Regions from separate parts of the Homo sapiens genome. Here all the other regions are linked to region 2. A link is a loop called in an ENCODE intact Hi-C map of the cell type or tissue named here. Cell type or tissue: OCI-LY7. All regions are shown on one strand. Region 1 has its middle 76 kb from the start of CDC14C. Region 2 has its middle 410 kb from the start of CDC14C. Region 3 has its middle 7.4 kb from the start of VWC2.

Region 1 (8,000 bases), 330 kb after region 2:
TAGATCCTTTCCTTACACCTTATACAAAAATTTATTCAAGATGGATTAAAGACTTCAATGTTAGACCTAAAACCGTAGAAACCATAGAAGAAAACCTAGGCATTACCATTCAGGACATAGCCATGCACAAGGACTTCATGTCTAAAACACTAAAAGCAATGGCAACAAAAGCCAAAATTGACAAATGGGATCTAACTAAACTAAAGATCTTCTGCACAGCAAAGGAAACTACCATCAGAGTGAATAGGCAACCTACAGAATGGGAGAAAATTTTTGCAATCTACTCATCTGACAAAGGGCTAATATCCAGAATCTACAAGGAACTCAAACAAATTTACAAGAAAAAAACAAACAACCTCATCAACAAGTGGGCGAGGGATATGAACAGACACTTCTCAAAAGGAGACATTTATGCAGCCAACAGACACATGAAAAAATGCTCATCATCACTGGCCATCACAGAAATGCAAATCAAAACCACAATGAGATACCATCTCACACCAGTTAGAATGGCGTTGATTAAAAAGTCAGGAAACAATAGGTGCTAGAGAGGATGTGGAGAAATAGGAACACTTTTACACTGTTGGTGGGACTGTAAACTAGTTCAACCATTGTGGAAGTCAGTGTGGAGATTCCCCAGGGATCTAGAACTAGAAATACCATTTGACCCAGCCATCCCATTACTGGGTATATACCCAAAGGATTATAAAACACGCTGCTATAAAGACACATGCATACGTATGTTTATTGTGGCACTATTCACAATAGCAATGACTTGGAACCAACCCAAATGTCCAACAATGATAGACTGGATTAAGAAAATATGGCATATATACACCATGGAATACTATGCAGCCATAAAAAATGATGAGTTCATGTCCTTTGTGGGGACATGGATGAAGCTGGAAACCATCATTCTCAGCAAACTATCGCAAGGACAAAAAACCAAACACTGCATGTTCTCACTCATAGGTGGGAATTGAACAATGAGAACACATGGACACAGGAAGGGGAACATCACACACCGGGGCCTATTGTGGAGTGGGGGGAGCGGGGAGGGATAGCATTAGGAGATATACCTAATGTTAAATGACGAGTTAATGGGTGCAGCACACCAATATGGCACATGTATACATATGTAACAAACCTGCACATTGTGCACATGTACCCTAAAACTTAAAGTGTAATAAAAAGAGTATGATTGAGATAACTGACTTTTATTTTTATTTTAATTTAGAAGTCATCATATACTGTTTCCTTGAACTTCCTTCAAAAGCCAATCTTCAAGAAATTAACTGATGTTTGGTGTAATAAAAAGTTCATGGCTAACTAACATTCCCAACACTCTCTATACTATATTCTTGCAAAAAAAAATCAAATTTATCCTAAAAAGCATTTAGAGCTCATTTATACTGTATCTAAAATTAAAAGGATAGAGGAACATGATAAATGCCCCCATGAGAAAAATTGACTAAAACTGCCTTCTTCAAGTTTACATCATGAGAAAGTACATATAAAAGCACAGAAAGAATATATTCCTGTTTAAAAAAAATTTAACAGAAAAATTCACTGGGGTGGGCCTATATACCTTCTTATTTCTAATAAAGATATTTATTTTGACGCAAAATGTGAAAACTGGTTGGATATTAGACATTAGTAAAGATTAATTGCAGTTTTGTCAGTTGTGATAATGGCATTATGGTTGTGTTAGAAAATGTCCTCATTTTTTGTAGATGAATGTTGAATTATTTAAGAGCGAAACATTATAATACATATAATCTACCTTAAAAATTTGTAGCAATAACAATAAATAAATCCAAAAGGATAAAAGAAATATACTAAAATTTTAACAACTATAAGTTGCAGGTTGTGAGTCAACAGAGCTTCAATTATACCCTTGTCTCTAATTTTATATGGGTTTAATGTTTATAATAAATAAATATTCTTTTAAAATACTCCTGAGTGTTAAAGCAGGGTAAATGGGTACTTAGAATTCTCCTAAGTACACAATGAAACCTATGTAAAGAATGATGCAAATCATCAATAGGTAGAATTGACTCATCCATTTCTGCCTGATCAAAATTAGCTTAGGGATTTGATTATAATTGTTAGGTTGGTACAAAAGTATTTACAGTTTTTGCTGTTGAAAGTAATGGCAAAAATGGCAATACCAAACTATAGTTTTAAAGGAGAGACAAAATTATGTCATTTAGAGGAGCTTGGAAAGACAGAGATAAGGCAAGTAAGGGAGTGTGGTTACATATTTCATAAAACTAATCTTCAGAAAAATTAAGTTGATCAAAAACATAATCAGCAAAGCTCAGGCCCAGGGTTCAAATGCAGGTTAACTGGCTCCAATGTTCCTGCTGCATCCTCTTCCGTGTTCCTGTTTCCCTGAAAACATCATCTTTGCACAGTTTATAGTACTACATACAATAGTGCAGTTAGAAATAAATAGATATACACAGGAGAAAATGTGTAGTCAACACCCCAATAGTGTCAATGGGTCATTAGGACAAGCCATCTGATCCTGGGAGGGATGGCTTGAATTGGCACCCCTCTGTCTCAACAGCGATGTTGAGCTGGTTGCTTCTTAGCTATAAAACATCCTGGGATTGTTTGGGATTTTCAGAATAAAATGAATAGGATAGATATCAGAAAAGTAATGATGGCTGCAAATAGACATAAATCAGAATTCCTCACACAAATAGAAATGAGTTGGCAGGAATTTGGAGTGAACCCCAAAGAAGGAACAAACCTGGATAAGAGTTCCCACCCTCTCAGGGTGTCATGCAGGTCAGGTTGAAGAGAGTGTGGCTATGACCAGCTGGATGGTAGAGGGTTTCACAGAAGTGGCCCAGGCCAAAATGGCAAGCAGAAAACCAGTCATTCAGTGACCAGCAAGACTCTGGGAAGCCATCTACTGTTTTGCACTGAAAAGTGAAACTTGCTGTGAAGCCTCTACCTGGGTGAGGACAGTTGCCACTGGGTGCAATGCAAGGAGCTGTCAGTCAGGCACCACAGGAGCAGGATGGGGGAAGCACACCAAAACCCGGAAGATAGCATCTTCCTGGGACAGTGTCTCTCCAGCACCCTCTACTGACAATGTTTAGCATTGTGCCAGCTGTTAAAGGAGAATTGTTCACAGGGTCCAGCTCCAAGTGTCCCAAAGCAGGGCAAAGGATTTAGAGCTGAAAGGCAAAACATGGATAACTGACACACATACCAAAATGACCTAAATGATACTGCTTCAATAAAGCAGGCCTACATTATCATATTCAGTGTTAAACACTTTATCTTTCTTCTACCTCTGTGTTTAGTTTGATATCCTTGCTGAATTATCTATCACCTCCACTGTTTTACAAATCCTTTGAGAACAAAACACGTGTTATCTTAATTTTTTGCAAATATGCAGACTTCTAACCACATGAATTGTACACAGTGAGAATTCACTAAATGTTCGTAACTGTGAGGTATAATAAGCTAATGCTATACACACTTTTTAGAGTTTCCAGTGCCTTTTTTCTTACCATATAAACAGAGGAAATTATATACTAAAGCAAATGTGATTTTTCACGTGAATGTGTTTTGGAAGATTTATTTTTTAATGTTTCAATCTCATCAATTTTAGGCAAAAACTTAAAAAAAATTCTGTTACTCTTACTATTTTTCAAAATTATCATGAACCAAAAAATAAAGGGGTATTGTCAACGTGATAGTCTACATAAAGTCATTAGAAGCTGCGTTAAACATTTCACTAGAGGTAAAACCTTAGTCGGGTTTGTATTTTTCCATAACAGTGTCCTGCTTTGCCCAGGACACCTTGCCCCTGCCTCAGTCCTGCAGCTCTGGTCCGGGGTCTTGCTCTTGGCAGTCACTCACGCCCTCCTGCTTCCTCCTGAGAGAAAGGGTGGGGCTGGGTGAGTTGGTGTGGTACCTCTGTGTTCTGTTGTATTGAAAAGGGTTTAGTGCCCTCTGAGAAAATCCTTATAAATTTATTACCACTCCGAATTTTCTTCAAATCTTTTAGTTACTTAAGACACTCACATCTCCTTTACCTTATCAACCTATATTCTTTTTGAGGGTAAGGCCTCTGGCTGGGATATTATATAATGAAAATTTGATTTGCAAAGTTTATTATAAATGCAATTAAATAGTAATTGTTATGAAAACTTTTCCCAATCCTAAAGAAGTGTGACACATGTATTCTCTGCCATGATTAAGCATAGTGTACTTGGTGAATATTTGGAAGGTCTATCAGAGGAATAGGACAAACGCTGGTTTTGAAATGAGTAGACTGTGGTTTTCAAGGCAAACCCAGTTCCTTTGAAGCTCAAATTATTCATTTCTAAATGATAATAATGATAATTTATCTGTCCACTTCATCAAGTTTGTGTGAATATTCATATATCTAAAGAATATGAAGTTTCACTAGTGCTGCATTCCACAAATCCAGGAACTTTTAAAAAATTATAAAAGCAAGATTATTCTAGCTCCAGAGCACCAATTTTACTAATAGTGGAAAACTTAATTTAGTCTAATCTGGTACACTTTGTCTTGTTCTGTAATTCTTAACTCAAATTCAAATATCATTATCTCAATCACTGTCCAATTCAAAACCTGCTTCTCACGGATTTCTTCCCCCTTCTCAAGGGTTTCCTCTTTTACCTCTTTTAGAGATGCTTTCATATTATGGGGCTTCTGAGTTTTTTGGGGAATAAAGTGGCTGTCACAAAATGAGACTCAGAGCAGCAGCACAAGTTGCATATTTGGCTGCTGTGGTCTTTACTAGATGACCAGGCTGCAGTGACAGCTACAAACAAATGAGGGACTAGAGAGGTTCCCTGGCCATCATTTGAGTCAGTCTGATATCGTGACCACTGATGTCTGAGTGTGGCTTCAGATCATGTTGTGCCCCCCACCTTGCAGGTGTAGGGGACAAGTGGGCAGCAGCTTCCAGGCACAGCTGCTGGGCAATGCCTTGGTGCCTGCTCTTCAGATGACATTTCAAGCTTCTCACCTGCAGAGGAGATTCAAGAATCTGTACCATAATTCCAGAAATGTTTCTTATATTCACTCTTCAGGAGTGGGGATTGGAAGCTAGATAAAGACACACCCTCTAAGTCTGCTGCTCCCTATTCAACACTCTTTGAGAGGCAACAAATGAACAAACGTCCATCTTCTACCACGTACCTTGTTTCAGAACTCTTTCGTGGTTTATATCTAGCTCTCCAGCATTGTTGAGTAGAACAAGATGTCCTCTAGTTTATGTGTTTTCCTGATCATTGTTGATTGGAAAATTGATAGTAGATTCTAACACAGTAAGTGGGTCCCAGGAGGGTTTGACCGGGGAGGAGGACAACGTAACTCTTCATTGGAAGCTTCATAGTATTGCCACAGAAATATTGCATTACAACTGAAAATGAGACAAGTGAATGCAGTTTGGAAAAGGCAAGATTATATAAACCTAACAAATGAAAGTGTGCATAAATAGATTGATTAACATCAAAAATATGTTGTACCAAACACATCTTCATTAACAGGGGTCAGAGATCAAAACAATGGTTCAGAATATCTACTTAGGGTCATAGAAATCTTTATACCATCCTCTAATATATATGTCTGAGAATGGAAAAACAGCTCAAACTCTTTTTTTTCTTTGCTCTCACACCACAACAATAATAAGCATCTATGTAGAAGAGTTCTCTGAACAAATGTGTAGGGATTTCTCCCCACCCACAAGAGGGCAATAATTTCTGCAGCAGACACCAGCTAGGTATCCTCCAATTCAATTCTGACATTATCTATCTGGAGATAGTAGCAGATCCCACAGGTAGAGGGCTCAGTTTGCAAGACTTCCCTCCTTCTCCACTTCTGATGCCGATCCAAAGCCCCCACGTTATTTTACCAGTTATAAATCAGGGTTCCCACAACCCCCTTGTCAGCTTCAATTAATTTGCTAGAGTAGTTCACAGAACTCAGGCATTTACATTTACCAGTGTATTACAAGAGATATTTGGAAGACACAAATAAAGAACTAGATGAAGAGATACATAGGGTGAGATCTGGAAGGTTCTAAGTGCAGGAACATCTGTCCCTGTGCAGCTAGGGAGTGCCACCCTCCTGGCATGTGAATGAGCTCTTGTGCAGCTTCCTGTCAGCCTCCATGTGTTCAGAAGCTTCCTGGACCCTGTCCTGTTGGGTTTTTGTGGAGGCTTCATTATGTAGGCATGATTGATTAACCATTGGCCTTCAGTGATCAACTTGACCTTTAGCCTCTCTGCCCTCCCCTGAAAATTTAATCCCTCTGGACACTTGGCTGATCCTCCTGGACATCCAGTGGTTTCCAAGGCTTTCCAAAAATCACCTCATTAACATAAATTTCTTTGAAAGGGCTTGTTGTAAATAACACAAGGCTGCCTCTAACCTTTATTGTTCAAGATCTACTTCAGGAACCAAGGACAAAGGCTAAATACTTGAACAAAAGTTATTCTTACTGCTTTAGTCACTTAGGAAGTAACAAGGCTCACAGGAGCTGAGAGCCAGAAGTAATGGATGAAAATTAAAATACATCTATCATAATATCATGGTGTGTATGTGATGAATAATGGGTATATTTTCTAATCCACAGATATAGTTAAGAAGAAGACTCTGAGTGTTCAGAAGTGGAGTTGAAAATGTCAGGATCCAAAAACATAGAAAGAGAAGACATAAGGACTCCAGTGAAGCAAATTTCTTAGAATAATGCAAGTAACCCCTGAGGACAAGCTTACTTCTCCAACCAGGGAGGTTATAAAGGATAATCATGGCAGAAGAAAACATTTCTCTTTAACGAATGGTTGATTTAGCAAGTTCCTTTTTGAGTTGGACTACAGCTACTCTTGGCATTTCTGGTCAAGCAGGCCATCATAAGGCTAATCAAATTTGCCTAAGTGTCTGCCAAGCAGACTGGACTTGGTCTTATTTGTTAGCGTATATTACTAGCACTTCACTGCTAAGGATGAAAGGCCTTTCTGACACCAGTAATATTTACAAACAAATGAACTGTCAGGAAATATTGGAGATTAGGCATTAAGCTACCTTCAAAATGACCTCTGATCCTCGTTAACCTAAATATGGTAATGCCTTCCATACCATGTTACTGTATGTTTTATGAAGTGAGTAAATGTCATGCATTTTCTAATTCCATGTATGTCATTCTTTATATAAAACAATATGCATATTTTTTGTTATACCCTGTCCAATCGAGACACTAATTAACACTATTATGGGTTGCAGGAATGCGTTCAAGTCTGAATATATTAGTCATTAATTTCAACAACTATGAGGAGGTAAAAATGCCATGAAAAGAAGACCTTGAGACAAATGAGAGTGCAGCATTTCAAGGGAGCAATTAATGCCCTGGAAACTTTCATTTCACAATAAAATCCTCAGCAATAAAGAAATGACAGAAATTTGGCAAAATCAACATCAGATGAGTATTGGATTTAATGAAAAAATAACATGGAATCCATCACTGTCAGTAATAGTTTTATTCCAGAGAACTTTAAACAAGAAACAGAGCCTTGAAGAATGTGCCAATATGTATGTGGATCAAGTTCTTGTCAACTGTATTCATTCATCTTTTTACTTTACAGACCAAATCAAAAGTTATACAAAAATGATCTTAACTTTAGAAATATTTAATAGCTATAAAAGCTTATTTTCAAACAACTAAAATCACAATTCAGAGATTTCTTACACTTATGACTTACATAAAGGTAAATATTCTCTTAATTTTCTCATTATTTCGTGTTTTAAGTACAAGGCTTTGACATGTAGAAAGTAACTTTTTTAAAAAAGCTTTCTATAATCCTTCCACCCTAAAAATCAAGTATTTTTATGCACATGCATTCAGTATTTTCATAGTTGCAATTATAGCTAATACACATATTTTTGTTGAAGTTAAAAACCTAGCGTGTTTTGTAAACATGTTTCATGCAGCAAATTATTTTTCTACT
Region 2 (8,000 bases):
GCTATCTGAATCACTGATCACTAAGAGAGAGACAGCCACAGACATTATGTGCCACCTGCTGAAGTACAAAACACCATGTGTGAAATAGCTTTGCTGAAAATAGGTAGCACCAAATATCAAGTTTCTAGGGATAAATTTCATTTTCAGAAAATATGGGTGGATGGGAGGCACGGTATAGGTACAAGTTAAATTACACTAAGAGGGGAAAAAAAACTGAACAATTGATAATTTAGTATATGTTACAAGATAACTAATCAAACAGGTCACGACTCCAATAGGTCATTCGCATAGAAAAAACATACAAGAGATATAATTATGACATTGTAATTATATAAAAATTATAATTTTAAGATGTGTACACTGAATTACGTAGTGTTGAAATGGCATAAGTTCATGAATTATCTATAAAAGTCTTCAGCAACCACAGTGAAGGTGATAGATGAAAGAAATATGGTTAAATTGAGATAATTTTGACTGTTGGTGATGGCTTATATGTTGTAATATACACTTCTAGGTTGGGACACATTTAAAACTTTTTGCATATAAATTGAAAATTTTAAAAATGGATCAGATAAGTTTATAATAACATATATTTATAAACAGTTTTCTAAAAGAATATAACAAAAAAAGATCAAAATAAAGAAATAGAGGCCAGGCCTGGTGGTCACGCCTGTAATGCCAACACTTTGGGAAGCTGATGCCAACAGATCACTTGAGGCCAGGAGTTTGGGACCAGCCTGGCCAACACAGTGAAACCCTGTCTCTACTAAAAATAGAAAAAAATAGCTGGGCGTGGTGGTGCACATATGTTATCCCAGCTACTTGGGAGGCTAAGGCATGAGAATTGCTTGAACCTGGGAGATAGAGATTGCAGTTAGCCAATATCATGCCACTGTAAAAAAAAAAAAAGAAAGAAAAAGAAAAAAGAAAAATAGAGAAACATACGTAGCAATAAAGAAAAAATAGTTGGTCATATTATTATCAGATAAAAGTAAATATTAAGGAGAAAAACATTATATGGGAACAATTTTAAAAACCCACCAAAAAGACATGAAACCATAAACTTTTATTAACACAACATAGATTCAAAAGCAAAATGCAATAGAGAAAGGTACATCCACATTTGTAGTATTAAACTCCAATAAAACGTGTTTCAGGCATTTGAAATGCATGTATATTAACAAAAATATGGGATACAGAGTATGTAATTTATACATTTAGCAAGTATGATAGATATATAGATACATAGGCAAGTAATAGATGCTGAAAGAGAACATGGCATTTACGAATATACAGTTTCTTTTTAAACTTACATAGGATAGTTATAAAAATTATCTTTGGGTCAAAAAAGAAATACGCATAAATTACATGAGCAGTGATCATGTAGATTGTGTTCACTGATCAGAATTTAATAAAAATACAACTAAATAACAAAAACAATATATTAAGAATAGACCAAATGATTTTTTTGAGCATTCAAATTTTCAACATGCTTTCCTAAATAACTCCTCATTTGTTTATTTTATCAGCATCACAACACTTGTTTTTTTTTTTTGTTGTTGTTGTTTTATAGCTGGATTACTTTTATAGACTCAGTAATAATCTCATAAAAGAAGAATTTGTCAAACAGGTAAGCCCACTCTACTTCTATTACTTTTGTATTTACCATAATATTTAACTCTCATGTTCACGAAAAACTCAGTATCTTTTTCATTCTCCTAAACAATACAAGATGTCTAGAACACTTTCTCTGATAATATCTCACAATTTTTACTTATGTATTTTAGATATTTCATTTTTAGCCCCTCAAAAATATTTTTTGGTGTTATCCATCACCTTGAGTGCTTATCATTTTTTGTTTTGGTATTATTTAAAGTCCTCTCTTCTAGTTATTTTGAAATAGACACAATATTTTTGCTAAGTATAGTCATCTGAGTTCACTATCAAATATTGGGTCTTATTTCTTCTATCTAACTGTATGTTTGTACTGATAATCAATCTGTCTTCATCCACACCCCCGTCATGCTTCCCAGATTCTGATATCTATCATTTTGTTCTCTGTGTCTATAAGATCAACTATTTAGCTCCCACATATGAATGATAACATGTGTCTGGCTTATTTCACTAAAACTTATGGCCACCAGTTCCATCTATGTTGCTGCAAATGACATGATTTTATTCTTTTCATGACCAAATAGTATTCCATTATGTATATGTACCACATTTTCTATATCAATTCATCAATTGATGGGTTCATAGGTTGATTCCATATCTTTGCTATTGGGAATTAACTCTTGCATTTTTTTTTTTAAATCAGGTTTGGCTAATAACAACGGATTACAACCCCCACTCAAGGTTTTTTTCACCCCTAGAAAACAATTAGAATTCTAGACACAATATAATAGCAAGTACTTGTAGAAAATGCAGTGCAAATAGGACTAAACAGAATCTGCTTGGGAGAACCCTGTAAGAGAGGGAAGTCAACTTGCATAGTATATGTTTCTCATTTTGAATTTTTAGGCCTAAAACATGGGCATGATGTGTAGAGATAGAGGCAGGATAAATCATTAAAGAAAACCCCATAGTCTTTGCAGCTGGGAGACCAGCAAACTCACACCAGGGAATCAAATAGTGAGGGGAACTCAGAAGAGAAAGGGCCAAGAAGGACTCCACAGATTTATTCTACCCACAAATCTGATTGATCACTGAACCGTGGGTATAAGAAAAAGACTAAAAGTTTCTTATGGACAAAAATTCAGAACTGAGACTCAAGTTGCTACCCAATAAATAGAATTGCCATAAAAACTAGACCACGTTAATTGACTGTTTACACAAAAGGAAAAAAAAGCCACCATTGAATAAAACCAGATTTTAAAATCTTTACAAGTTAGCATTCATGACAGCTGGAATACAATTCAAAATTATCTAACACAGGAAACCAAAGAAAATGGAATACATTCTCAGAGGGAAAGAAAATCAAACAAGTGTGACCTCAAGACAAAACAGCTATTGGAGTTAGTTGACAAGGATTTTACAGTGGTTGATATAACTGTTCTCATGAAAAAAATGAAATATGTTCACAATGAATAAATATATAGAAAATCTCACCAAATAAATAGTAATAACAGTAAAAAGCAATGAACATTTTTGGTTCTACTGGGGCCACACTGCCCACCGACCTTAACTAAAACCCCTAAATAGAATATAACAAACAACTCCCTGAGGACACTGAAAAGTACACAAATGCAGGCAGATTACAGATGTGAGTTTAAACCTGAGAAAGCCACCTGCATAGGTTTTCTTGTCTTGTGTCTTTTCCTTGAGGATAGACCCTGTTTGCAGAGCATCAGGATAGCACACGTGGCTAAAATTCTAAAACTAAATTCACTTTTATCACTAGAACAAAAAGAGGAAAAGGAAGCACTTCACATTAGAGAAATAATTTTTTGGAACAGACTCCAAGCAGCATATCAAAGGCTTAGAGCACAGAACTGAGATTTTAACTATCTACCTAAGTTTCAGTGTAACAGCTGATGCATGCGTGCACTTGTTAGACCTAAACAAGTATAACGAATGTTTAGAGAACTGAACTGAAACTCATACCAGCACCTGCAGAAGGCAAGACAAAACTACAGTCTAATTTTAACCCAGCTTATTCCTTGCTAAATGAATACATCAATGCTGTCTATATCATTTGCCAATATCCAGAATGCATTCTAAAATGACTCAATATCAAAAGAACTAGAGAATGTGACTAGTTTTCAAGGGAAGAGACAATAAACATAACAGTGACTCTGATGCTGGAATTATCAGATTAAAGAATGTACTATAAAATATTTTTATCATCTATCATAAAACGTTAAACATACTCTCATAATTGAGCTCTAGAAGGTGAAGTGCAGAACAAATGGTAGATGAACTAAAGCTCTCATCATCTTCCTGATAGAAAAAAGTAGAGCATTGATCTATCACCCCCTGTTCCAGCTGCACCTTTAAGAAAAGACTTTTATCCCATATGTCTTGGGGGCACCAATGAGACTTGACACATCCTAATTTCCTAGGAATCCCTAATAATAAAGACAGTGGCTTAGACAATTCACAAAATTTGGAGTGGCACCTGCAATTTCCTGCTGGGTTGACTGCTGAGATCCATCTCTGACATGAGTCCAGACTGGTAAGACTAAGAGAGGCAGTTGTCTTACCTAACATACATAAACCAACACAAAGAATCCAAAAAAATTAAGAAACAGGAAAATATGTATCAAATAAATAAATAAGAAAGTATGAAAGTAATTGGCAAAGGTAATTATACAGACAAAAAAGATATTACTGTAACAGTGGTTAGTAAATGGTAATCCTAATATAAAAGTCAGAAGATAAATGTACTAAAAACAATTATTAAAAATTATGTTAATGGGTACTCATATAGCTAGTTATAAATTGTGATATCAATAACTTACACTGTGGGGGGGAGAAAAGGTATAAAGAGGATGCTGGCACGGGAAGATAGATACACGGGAAGGTAGGTAGACATTATCCTCTAAAAAAAAGACAATTATAACTGTAACATATTTTATGTAAGTCCCTTTAGTAACCAGAAAGAAAAACCATATGAAGTTATCCAAGAGAAAAAAGAATAAGGAGTGAGACCAATTAATAAAAACATGAAAGACAAAGGAGGCAGCATGAGAAAAAAGAGGCAAAAGAACAAGACAAACAGAAAGCCATTAACAAAATGACAACAGTAAATTATTTCTAAGCAATAATTACTTAAATGCAATTGCACTAAGTCCTGAATAAAAACAACAGAGAAGCTAAATGGATTTTTAAAAATCAAGATCCAACTATATGCCGTTTAAAAGAAAAACACTATTCATTCAAGGACACACACAATCTAAAAGTGAAGGTATGGTAAAACATATTTCATGCACATGACAACCAAAATAAAGCAGGAAGGGTTACACTTGCATCAGAAAAAGTAGACTTTAAGTAAACTACTCCCTTTTTAAACTTTTACTTTAAGTTCTGAGATACATGTGCAGAGCGTGCAGGTTTGTTACATAGTTATACATGTGCCATGGTGGTTTGCTGTACCTAGCAACCCATCATTTACATTTTAAACCTTGCATGCATTAGGTATTTGTCCTAATTCTCTCCCTCCCCTTTCCCCTCACCCCCCGACAGGCCCCCATGTGTGATGTTCCCCTCCCTGGTTCCACGTGTTCTCATTGTTCAACTCGCACTTACGAGTGAGAACATGAGGTGTTTGGTTTTCTGTTCCTGTGTTAGCTTGCTGAAGATGGTGGTTTCCAGCTTCATCTATGTCCTTGCAAAGGACATGAACTCATTCTTTTTTATGCCACTATGGTGGCATAGTATTCCATGGTGTATATGTGCCACATTTTCTTTATCCAGTCTATCATCGATGGGCATTTGGGTTGGTTCCAAGTCTTTGCTATTGTAATGGTGCTGCAATAAACACTATTAAATATGTGTGCATGTGTCTTTATAGTAGAATGGTTTATAGTTCTTTGGGTATATACCCAGTAATGAGATTGCTGGGTTAAATGGAATTTCCGGTTCTAGATCCTTGAGGAATCACCACACTGTCTTCCACAATGGTGGAACTAATTTACACTCTCAGAGACAAAGAAGATCATCACATAATAAAATATGGGTCAACTCAACAGGAAGATACAACATATATATATATGTATATAAACGCTATATATATATGTGTGTGTGTGTATATATATGTGTGTGTGTGGGCATATATATATATGCCCAACTTCAGAACACGTAAATATGCAAAGCAAACATTGACAGATATGAAAGAAGAAATTTACAGCAATAGAGTAATAGCAGAAGACTTGAATACTCCAGTTTCAGTAATAAATGGAACATCCAGATAGAAAATTAATGCAGAAAGGATGGACTTGAACAACACTAAGGACCAAATGGCCTTAACAGACATCTGTAAAACATTTCATCCAACAGCAACTGAGTATACTTTCTTCTCAAGTGCACATGAAACATTCTCCAGAATAGATCACGTTAGGTCAAAAAATAAGTGAACAAATTTAAGAAAATCAACATCATACTAAGTACCTTTTTCAAACACAATGGAATGAAATTAAAATTCAATAACCATGAGAAAACAAATACAAATATGTGGAAACTGATTAACACATTCTTGAACAAACACCAGTCAAAGAGAAAATCAAAAGTGAATTTTTGAAATATCTCAAGATGAGTAAAAACAAGACCACAACCTACTAAAATTTATGGGATACAGCAAATGCATGAATAAAAGGAAACTTTATAGCAATAATTGCCTACATTAAGCAACAAGAGAGATTTCGAATGAAAAAATCTCACTTTACAGCTCAAGAAACTGGAAAATAAAGAAAAAACTCAGCTCAAAGTTAGCAGAAGGAAGGAAATAATAAATATTAGAGGAGAAATAAATCAAATAGAGAATTAACTATTGAAAAATCAACAAAACTAAGACATGATTTATTGACAAAAAAATAAACAAAATTCTCAAATCCTTAGCTACAGTAGCTAAGGAAAAAGAAGATTCAAATAAAATCAGAAATGAAAGAGAAGACATTACAAAGATGCTTCACATAGAAAAGGATAACAGATAAAATTATCAACAATTTTGTGCCAACAAAATTGATAACCTGGAAGAAATAAATAAATTCCTAGGAACATACAATTTACCACTTCTAAGAAGAAATAAAAAGCCTGAATAGACCAATTACAAATAAAAAGATTGGGGTAGTAATAAAAACCTTTTAACAAAGAAAAGCCCAAGACAGCCAGGTGTGGTGGCTCATGCCTATAATCCTAGAACTTTGGGAGGCTGAGGGAGGCAGATCACTTGAGCCCAGAAGTTTAAAATGAGCCTGGGAAACATGGTAAAAACTCGTATCTACAAAAAAAAAAAAAAAAAAAAAGAAAAGAAAAGAAAATTAGCCTGGCGTGGTGGCAAGCACCTGTAGTCCTAGCTACTCAGGAGGCTGAGATGGGAGGATCACCTGAGCCTGGGAGGTTGAGGCTGCAGTAAGCCATGATCATGCCACTGCACTCCAGCTTAGGTGACAGAATGCGACCCTATGTCAAAGAAAAATTCTCCAAAATTAATTCCAGAAAACAGAAGCAAAAAAGTAGACCTTAACTGGTTTTTGAGGCCTTCATTACTCTAATACTAAAAGTGGATAAAGATATTATAAGAAAATCAGACTAAGATTTCTCATGAACGTAAATGCAAAATTATTCAACAAAATATTAGCAATTGAATCCAACTATGTATAAAATGCATGATACTCATGATCAACTGAGGTATTTTTCTAAGTACATAAGGCTGGTTCAACACTGGAAAATCAATTAATATAATCCACTGCATCTCAACAGGCTGAGAAGAAAATCTGATTATATCAATGGATGTAGAAAAAGGCATTTTGCAGAATCTAATATCCATGTGTGATAAAACTCTCAGCAAACTAGGAATAAAGAGAAATTTTCTCAACAATACAGAATATTACAAAGCAGTTACCAATAATATAAAATTGAGTTAGGGATAAAATGGACACATTCTTCCTGAAATCAAGAACAACATTGTGCTGTCCCTAGATTTCAAATATCTTATCCTATACTTTTCTTTTCTTTTTTTGAGAGGAAGTCTTTCTCTGTTGCCCAGGCTGGAGTGCAGTGGTATGATCTCAGCTCACTGCAAACTCTTCCTCCTAGGTTCAAGGGATTCTCCTGTCTCAGCCTCCCGAGTAGCCGGGATTACGGGCGTGTGTCACCACGCCTGGCTAATTTTTGTGTTTTTAGTAGAGACGGGGTTTCACCATGTTGGCCAGACTGGTCACGAACTCCTGACCTCTAGTGATCCGCCTGCCTCAGCCTCCCAAAGTGCTGGGATTACAGGCATGAGCCAACGTGCCCAGCCTCTCATCGTATACTTTTCTAATTGTTTTACGGTTTAACAT
Region 3 (8,000 bases), 430 kb before region 2:
TTTATTTTCTCCCCAGAGAGTGGTTTATGTCTCTTGTAACAGTTAACTTTTTATGTCAACTTTTTTTATGTCCCTTAAACTTTTTTTTAATGTCAACTTTTTTTATGTCAACTGTTTTTTTAATGTCCCTTATAACAGTCAACTTTTTCATAGCTCTGCATTATCTGTACTCACCTCTGAAATGGTTGCTTATTTAAGGGCAATGGCTATGCTTTATTCATCCTTCTATTCTTAGAGCCAATAGGACCAATTGAGGAGGGAAAGGGAAAAGGAGGGAAGGAAGCAGCAATAGAAGGAGGGAAGGAAAGAAGGAGGGAGGGAGGGAGGGGAGAAAGAAAGGGAAGGCAATTCAGAGGGAGGGAGAGAAGAAATGCGAGGGAGGGAGAGAAGAAGAGCAAGGGAGGGAAGAAGGGAGAGAGGAAGGAAGGAAAGAGGGAAGGGAGGGAGGAAGAAAGGAAGTAAAGAAAGAGAAGAAGGTAGTGAGGGATGGAAAGAGGTAGAGAGGGAATGGGGGAGGGAAAGAAGAAGGATGAAAGAGAGGGAAAAAATGTAGGAAGGAAGGAAAGAAAGAATGAGGGAAGAGAAGAAAGGAAAGGGAAAGAAGGAAGGAATGAAGAGAGGGCAGGAGGAAGAGAAGAATTGAGGAAAAGAGGAAGGAAGAGAGAAAGTAAGAAGAGAGGGAAGAAGGAAAGGAAGGGAGGAAGGGAAAGAGGGAAGGAACAAAGAAGATAGGGAAAAGGAAGAAAAGAAAGATGAGAAGAAGAAGGATTGAAGAAAGGGAAGAAGGAAGGAAGGAGGGAAAGAAGAAGGATGGAAGAGGGAGGGAGGGAAGGAAGGAAAGCCAGAATTAGGAGAAATTCACTTATTATTTATACAATATTGGGCAAGTTCACAACCATCTCATTCAGTTTCTTACAATACTACTAGTCTTAGCAACCATTACTGTTTTTCATTTTGCCCATGGGAAACCATGCCTGAAAGAGGTTGAGACTTGACTAAGGTTACCCAGCTAATAAGGCAAGTGCCTGGTTGACAGTGACACCTGTGACTGCACTCCCAGTGTCCTGTCCCAGTACAGCTCCACTGCTGTCTCCTCCAAGTGGGCTGTGGCTCTATGACTTACTATTCTGGATTAACTGGCTCTCCCCAGCTTCTCTATCCAGCCAGAACTGCACGACCTCATGCACTAGGCCTTATATTCATCACAGCAGAGAAGCAACAGGTCATGCAAGGACCAGAGTGGGTTGTAGGGGCCTCGGGGGCAGTCCTGAGATGTCACTCCATCTTCATGTCCTCAGGCCAGGACCCCCTCTAACAGGGACTCATGTTTGCCCACGAATGAGAGAACACATTAACACATGCATGGCTGAGAAAGGATCCCTTGATGGATATTATACCAGACCCTGAGGAAGAAGAGTCAAGGAGCAGGTTTGCCTGGGAGGAAAACACAAGGGACCATGCCCCGGGAGGAGAGGCACCTCAGGGCACCCATTTGCAAATGAAATAGAAGAGAGGTAAGGAGCTCAGGTGTGCTCACAGAAGGATGAGACAAGGTCATCTGCTGCAACTGAGGGTGCCAGCTGCTTATGGTTTGAAAGTGGAAAAGAGACTGTGTGGAATAAAACATAAACGAAGTTAGGATGACTGCAGACCTGACCAGGAAACCAAGAAGGCCTTAATGGAACGCAGATCCAGCAAGGGAACCTTGCATATTTGCTCTATGGGGAGAACTGCTTGGGATGCCAAGGTGAGCCAGCTTTACAGGTGGCAGTGGAGAGAACTGGCAGACTGCTGCCACACCTCACCTTTACAGGTGAGGAGACAGTGTGGCTGCCCTGGGGAAGGAGGGCCTCCTGGGGACTGTGTGTTCCAGGCACAGCAGCTGCAGCAGTGTCTGCAGAAAACACAAAGGGCTCCCCACTCCTGCTCATGCACTCACTCCTCCCGCTGACTGCAGATTGCCTGAGCCCAAGGAGAAGAACTTTCCTTCATTTAGTTCACACCTTTGGCAAAGCCATTTAACTTGAATTCTGGGCTTGGGCCAGTGAAGGAAATGCTTTGAAACCATCTTTGAGGGTTAGAGGGAATAAAAGCCACTTCCACCTGAAATCAAGGGTCAGCAGGATCGTTGTGGTTCAGGCAGAAAGGTGACCATTAATGAGTGGGAGAGGCCACTTTGGTGCTCAGATGGCTTTTTATGGATATACACAGAGCAGGCCTGGCTGTTAAGGGAGCCACTAATTAAAGTTCTGCCCTGGAACGAGCTACCAGTCGGCAGGGCAACAGCTCCATTACTGCTTCCCCTTTTGATACATGTCTGTGGTTGAGAATTACTGTTCCCTGGGCTGACCTGCCGCACATGCTGCCTGATTACAGCACACCTTGGGGACTCATGCCTTCTGCTACGATGCCAAAAGTCAGCAGCATCTGTTCAGATAATCAAATGGATGACTCACAGATATTCTTCTGAAATCAGTGGCAAAATCTTACTCCTTGAAAAGAGGTTTCCAGGGATCCATTTTTCGTAGACTATAAAGTCATCCACTGTACTGGTATCACAGACCCCATAGATGTGGACTAAAAAGAAGTTTCAGAAACAATTGTTGTGAAACAAAGGCCTATCAAAGTTTACTACTCTAAGAAGTACAATAAGCAGTTGGTTTAGAATGGTTGGAATTGCAGATGGCATAGCACTGTGCAATAGTGGGAAAGGATCTAGATCCATAAGGCAGAGGTAAGAAGCTTCGGGTTGCATTTTTAAAGCTGTTTCCTCCTCTTACCTTTGGAGAGTTCCAAAGGAGGAAATCTGTGGCTAGTGCTGCATGCCATGTGGCCCTATTTGGACAGGATTTTTCTTTGGAGTCAATAAAGGGAACCTGAAATCCACTCTGGAGCCCTTCTGAGTTGGGATGTGTTTTCTCCTGACTTCTCTGGCCCATGGTCTTCCCAGGAGCCAGACACTGGACCTGGCTGTGATACCACAAGAGATGGAGTATTATTTATACCCTGTGGTCTATGTAGGGGATGCTTTGCTTGGCTGAGCACAGCAGAAAGCAGTGCAGGAAGGGGAGGGTGTTTCCAGGTGGGCTCATAATGAGTCAGTGGCTAAGAGAAAAAAAAACAAACTCTATTTTTAATTTGCTTTCACACCATGACAATCAACACAGAAAACTTCTGTGGCCAAATGTTTGGGGATTACCCCCAACCATAAAGCAAGCAATCAGTTTTGCAGTAGACACCAGCTGGGTGTCCTTCAGTTCAATTCTGACTCCGTCTATCTGGAGATAGCCTCAGATCCCACAGGTTGGGAAATCAGTCCCCAAGACTGCTCCCACTTCTGATGCCAATCTCAAGGCCCAGGTTGTTTTACCTGTGCTTCTGAATGACTGGCTATAAATTGGGGATCCCATAAGCCCCCTTCTTTGGTTTGATTAATTTACTAGAGTGGCTCACAGAACTCAGGGAAAGACTTTGTTTACCAGTTTATTATAAAGGATATCACAAAGGATACAGATGAAGAGATGCATAGGGCAAGGTGTGGGGGAAAAGGCATGGAACTTCCATGCCCTCTCCAGGTCCCCACCCTCATAGGAACCACTGCACATTCAGCTATCCTGAAGCTCTTCAAATGCTATCCTTTTGGGTTTTTATGGAGGCTTCGTTAGGCAGGCATGTAGGTTAAATCATGACAGACTCATTAAAATACAAAAAGACATTACTCTGGGGACTCTAAAGATTTTAGCAGATATATGCTAGGAAGCAGAGTTGAAGACCAAATATGTATTTCATAATATCACAGGGGCACATGCATCTTTGGTGGAGAGTCAGGAAAGTGGGTCTCCCAGGATGGCTTATCTCCTTGGTCCCAAGCTTGTTGAGCTCTAGAATATTCCCTGGTGTGCCAAGGGGACTTTGAAATTCTCTGGGGCACCTCAATTCTTTCCCAAGTATCACTAGCTATATGGGATAATGGCAGAACCTGAGGATGGGAGGTACAAGGGATTCCCTCTGTAAACAGATGGTCAGGAACCTGACTTCTCCCTGACGCTGCTTGAAGCTCTGACACTGGGCCTCATACTTGGGCTGAGACAGTGGGTGTGTGCTTCAGAAGAATCCTGGTCTCATTGTCACAAGGAGGTAAGTCCTTGTTCCAAACGACTTCTTCATGGGATCTAAACATGAGAACATATAGATATCTAGGACTTACGGGACAAGGACAATGACAGTGACCACCCCTACTCTATCTCACTTCTGTATTTCTAGCATCTAGAGCATGTAGCATCTATAGCATGCAGCAGGGGCACAATAAATGTTTACCGGATGAATTAACAAAGAATCACAAAACGACATGACACAAAGTGCTTTTTCCTACATCTCCGGTTACCAACCCCCTCCACTCCCTCACCCCTCTCCCTAAGCTCCCCACCTCCTCAACACCAACCCACTAGGACTGTACTTAATCATGCAAAACAGTTCTGCAAATACACTGAGCCCTAGGACACTGAGGGAGCACAGGCCTCCGTACTTCTCTGCCATTTTCCAGGCTTTTCCAGGCACCACTTCACGCCCTCACTCAGGAACATGCTAGCTAAGTTTTATCTCCAGCTATTGAAAGAAACTCCTTCCTTTCAGCACCAGGCATAAATAAGCCTGAAATTTCTCTGTGGTTCTGGGCCAAGAATTCTTGTTATATCACTTTTCTCATACCTTATGCATCCTAATTATTCCATACTCCCTAGTGATATTCAAGAAAACAATCCTTTGGAGGGCTATTGAGGAATTCAGCACCTGGTTTCCACCACTGGCCAGTGAAGAGATGCTCAGGAATCCATGGAATTTGAGAATGGAGAGATCTTCTCTATTTTATTCCTCTGGAGTTGGTATTATGTACTTAGTCATTGGCCTTTAACTTCATTCTTTACATCACATTATTCAATTTGGTCTATTATTCTAATAATTGATATTCTGTCTTCCAGCAAATTAAATAACCAGTCCCTGCTTGGGGTTCTCTGAGTTTCCTGGATCTGTGGTTTGATATCTGACATTAACTTGAGGAAATTCTCAGTCATTATTGTTTCACATATTTCTTCCATTCCTTTTTCTCTTTGTTCTCCGTCGGGAATTCCATTGCACATATATTGTTTCTTTTGTAGTTGTCTCAGATAATTGTCTCAATTCCATTCTATTGTTTTCAGTCATTTTTCTCTTCGCTTTTTAATTTTGGAAGTTTCTTCTGATATCCTCAAACTCAGGGATTCTTTTTTCAGCTATGTCCAGTCTACTATTTAATAATAATAAGCTCATCAAAGGCATTCTGCATTTCTCTAACAGTGGTTTTCTTCACTAGTGTTTCTTTTTGGTTAACCAAAATTTCTTAGAATTTCTATTTCTCTGCTTACATTGTTCAATTGTTCTTGCATGGTATTTACTTTACCCATTAGTCCCCTTTGCATATTAATTATAGTTGTTTTAAATTTCTGGTATTGAAATTCCAACATCCCTTCCATATCTGGTTCTGATGTCTGTTCTGTCTCTTCAAACTGTTTTTGTTTTGTTTTGTTTTGTTTTGTTTGCCTTTCAGTGTGCCTTGTAATTTTTTCTTGATAGCAGGGCATGATTTAATGCATGAAAGGAACTGTGTCAATTGGGCTTTAGTGCTGTGGTGGTAAGGTGTGGGGAGGGGAAACAAGGTATAGTCCTGTGAGTAGGTCTCAGTATGTGGCAAGCCTGTGCTTCTGGACTGTAAACTTCATCAAGTACTTCTCAATTTTTTATCCCCCTTTAGGTGGCACAGGATGGCTGGAGTGGGCTAGAGTTGGATATTCCCCTCACTCAAGGTAGTTAGACTCCAAGAAAACCCTGGCAGGCTAGGCTCTGGTTAACTAGTTTCTTCTGAAGGCAGGCCTTCTTCTTCCTGTTAAGAAGAGAATGCTCTGGTGTATTCAAAATAGTTCCTTTTCCCCTCCCCTTGCTGGAAGCAGGATCCTGTTTGATCTCTAGGAGGCAAAACTCACAAAAGTGTGCCCTTTTCCCCCCGTGCCTGGTGACTGGGTCTAGCCAGAGTTTTTACCTCCAGACTTGTCCACAATGAACCCCCGGCACTTCGTCAGTTACAGTTCAGATGTTTCTACCCTGGCACTGGTTCCATGGGGATTGCTCCTCCATGGATTACTGCTCTGGTAAATTGTTATTCACTTGTCTGTCTAATTTAGAGGCAGTGGTTTGGCCTGTGATCTCACTTCCCTGACAGATCTAAGAAGAGCTGTTTGTTGCTTTTTCAGTTCACTCAGCTTTTGACTTGTAAGAGTGTTGCAAAGACTTCTTCGCTCCTTATGTGCTGGACCAGAAACCAGAAGTTCACCAGTATCCTTTGAGTAAAATTTTTCAAATAGTTTCAAAGCCACCTTCTATACTTGTATTTAAATCATATTTCTGCCATGTGCCTCAAAGATATTGTTGCTGTTAATTCAGCATAGATTTTTTTTATGCTAATACCTATTTTGTTGGAGATTGTGCACTGAAAGACAGATATTGATATCTATTTGACAACAGATATATAAATGTTTGCCACCCGATATCCATTCTCTTTCTTCTGATAACACACACTGACCTGTTTTCCTCTAGAGAACCAACTCCTGCCCCAGTCTCAACACACCTGATTCTCAGTTGGAGCTGCCGGCTGCAGCAGGGGACCCCACCTGGCCAGCATTGTCATCCTTTGGTCATGCTGGATGTTCAAGGATGCTCCTGTGATCAATCCCGTTGAGACTGCAAAGGCTGGGTCCATCTTGAACCATATGAAAATAAAATATGCCTTTTATTTTTCCTACTAGACTTGAATCTTGTAAAAATTAAGGCTTTGCCTGCTAGGGTCACTGTAAGTTGTAGGTATGTTCTACCTGAAAGGGAGACACCACAGAAGAAAACTGAAGCAAGAAAAGAAGACAAATCAACTCCCGATAATGTGATGTGAGGTGTGAGGTCCTTGCAGGCTCAAAGAAGTTTCTAACTGGTTCTCTTTGTAATCACCAGAGCCAATTCACATCTTTTTTTTTCCCCCAAGCTTATTTGAATTGAAGTCTTCTGTCACTTGGAATTTCAGAAGCCCTGACAAATAAAATGGTTCATTAATTGAATCGGCTATATCACAATTCAAATGGTGGCCTGACAACATATCTGCAGATATCAAAATTCTACCATAATAATTAGACTATAAATGGTGTTTAGTCCTATTTTCAGTATTCTCAAAAGTGCTGTCTTAGAAATTAAGCCACCGCTTTTTCTGCACAAGAATTCCTTTCATGCCATCCCAGCAAATCTGCCTCTATGCGCTCAGATGCAGAACTGGTTCTGAATTGTGCAAAGAGCCACTATTGCCAGCTCTGCTCCATTTTTTTTCTGGCAGCCCCAGCGTCCAATCAAGATTTCTGGATCTTTTCCAATTATAACACCATTTGGAAATACTCAGCATTTTCCAGCCTTGAATAATGTATTGATCTCTTTAAAGTAGAAAATATTCTCACAGACCCCCAATGTTGACTTCAATTCTTTTTATTGTAATTTTACTTAAATATATATGCAAACATAAAACACTACAAACTGTTAGGCTTATAGCTTTTAGACAACTATAAAAATAAACTTACAGAACAGATATAATATAAACTACAAAACCAATGAAATGGAAACGAGCTACATTAGCTTACCAGGACAGAGCAGAGAGTATTCCCGAAGCTCCATGCCTGCTCAGCTTGGGAGGCCAATGTTTCTAATTACTCTTGAGTTCTGAGCTCAGCATTGTCAGAGGATTCCTGCCTAGCGGGGCCAGGATTCTCCAACATTTTTCTGTATTTAGATTATTTCAATGCTTCATTAGCATGGCTTCCCATAAAGTCACTGGCCTCTACTTAACATAACTGTAGCTGTTATTTATGAAGACTCTCTGCTGTGTCTTATTGAATCTGTGACTATTAAAATTGTACCAAAAGCAGTATCAGCATAAT

Evidence for each region. Peaks named below come from ENCODE experiments on the same cell type or tissue, not always from the same donor. Only the 100,000 strongest peaks of a DNase experiment are listed, where the experiment ranks them.
Region 1: a loop joins it to region 2, with 3 times the contacts of the local background. A loop is called at or near these places in 5 of 110 quality-filtered maps.
Region 3: it touches region 2 in a loop (7-fold over the local background); 2 of 110 quality-filtered maps call a loop at or near these places.

Annotation. Positions count from the first base shown.
Region 1 is chr7:48,996,807-49,004,806 of GRCh38, reverse strand. No RefSeq gene overlaps it. Among named protein-coding and RNA genes, the nearest start is that of CDC14C, 76 kb to the right of the region's middle. In OCI-LY7, CTCF peaks have their summits at 2,933, 3,133 (motif pointing left) and 5,786 (motif pointing right); a DNase peak (open chromatin) is centred at 3,056; H3K4me3 peaks cover 286 bases.
Region 2 is chr7:49,328,947-49,336,946 of GRCh38, reverse strand. No RefSeq gene overlaps it. Among named protein-coding and RNA genes, the nearest start is that of CDC14C, 410 kb to the right of the region's middle. In OCI-LY7, no CTCF peak of the experiment used is centred here; DNase peaks (open chromatin) are centred at 2,656, 3,256, 3,566 and 4,136; H3K4me3 peaks cover 3,015 bases; H3K27ac peaks cover 4,825 bases.
Region 3 is chr7:49,762,261-49,770,260 of GRCh38, reverse strand. No RefSeq gene overlaps it. Among named protein-coding and RNA genes, the nearest start is that of VWC2, 7.4 kb to the left of the region's middle. RefSeq lists an enhancer at 3,005-3,254. In OCI-LY7, no CTCF peak of the experiment used is centred here; DNase peaks (open chromatin) are centred at 1,920, 2,340, 3,110, 6,260 and 1 weaker place; H3K4me3 peaks cover 2,742 bases; H3K27ac peaks cover 5,783 bases.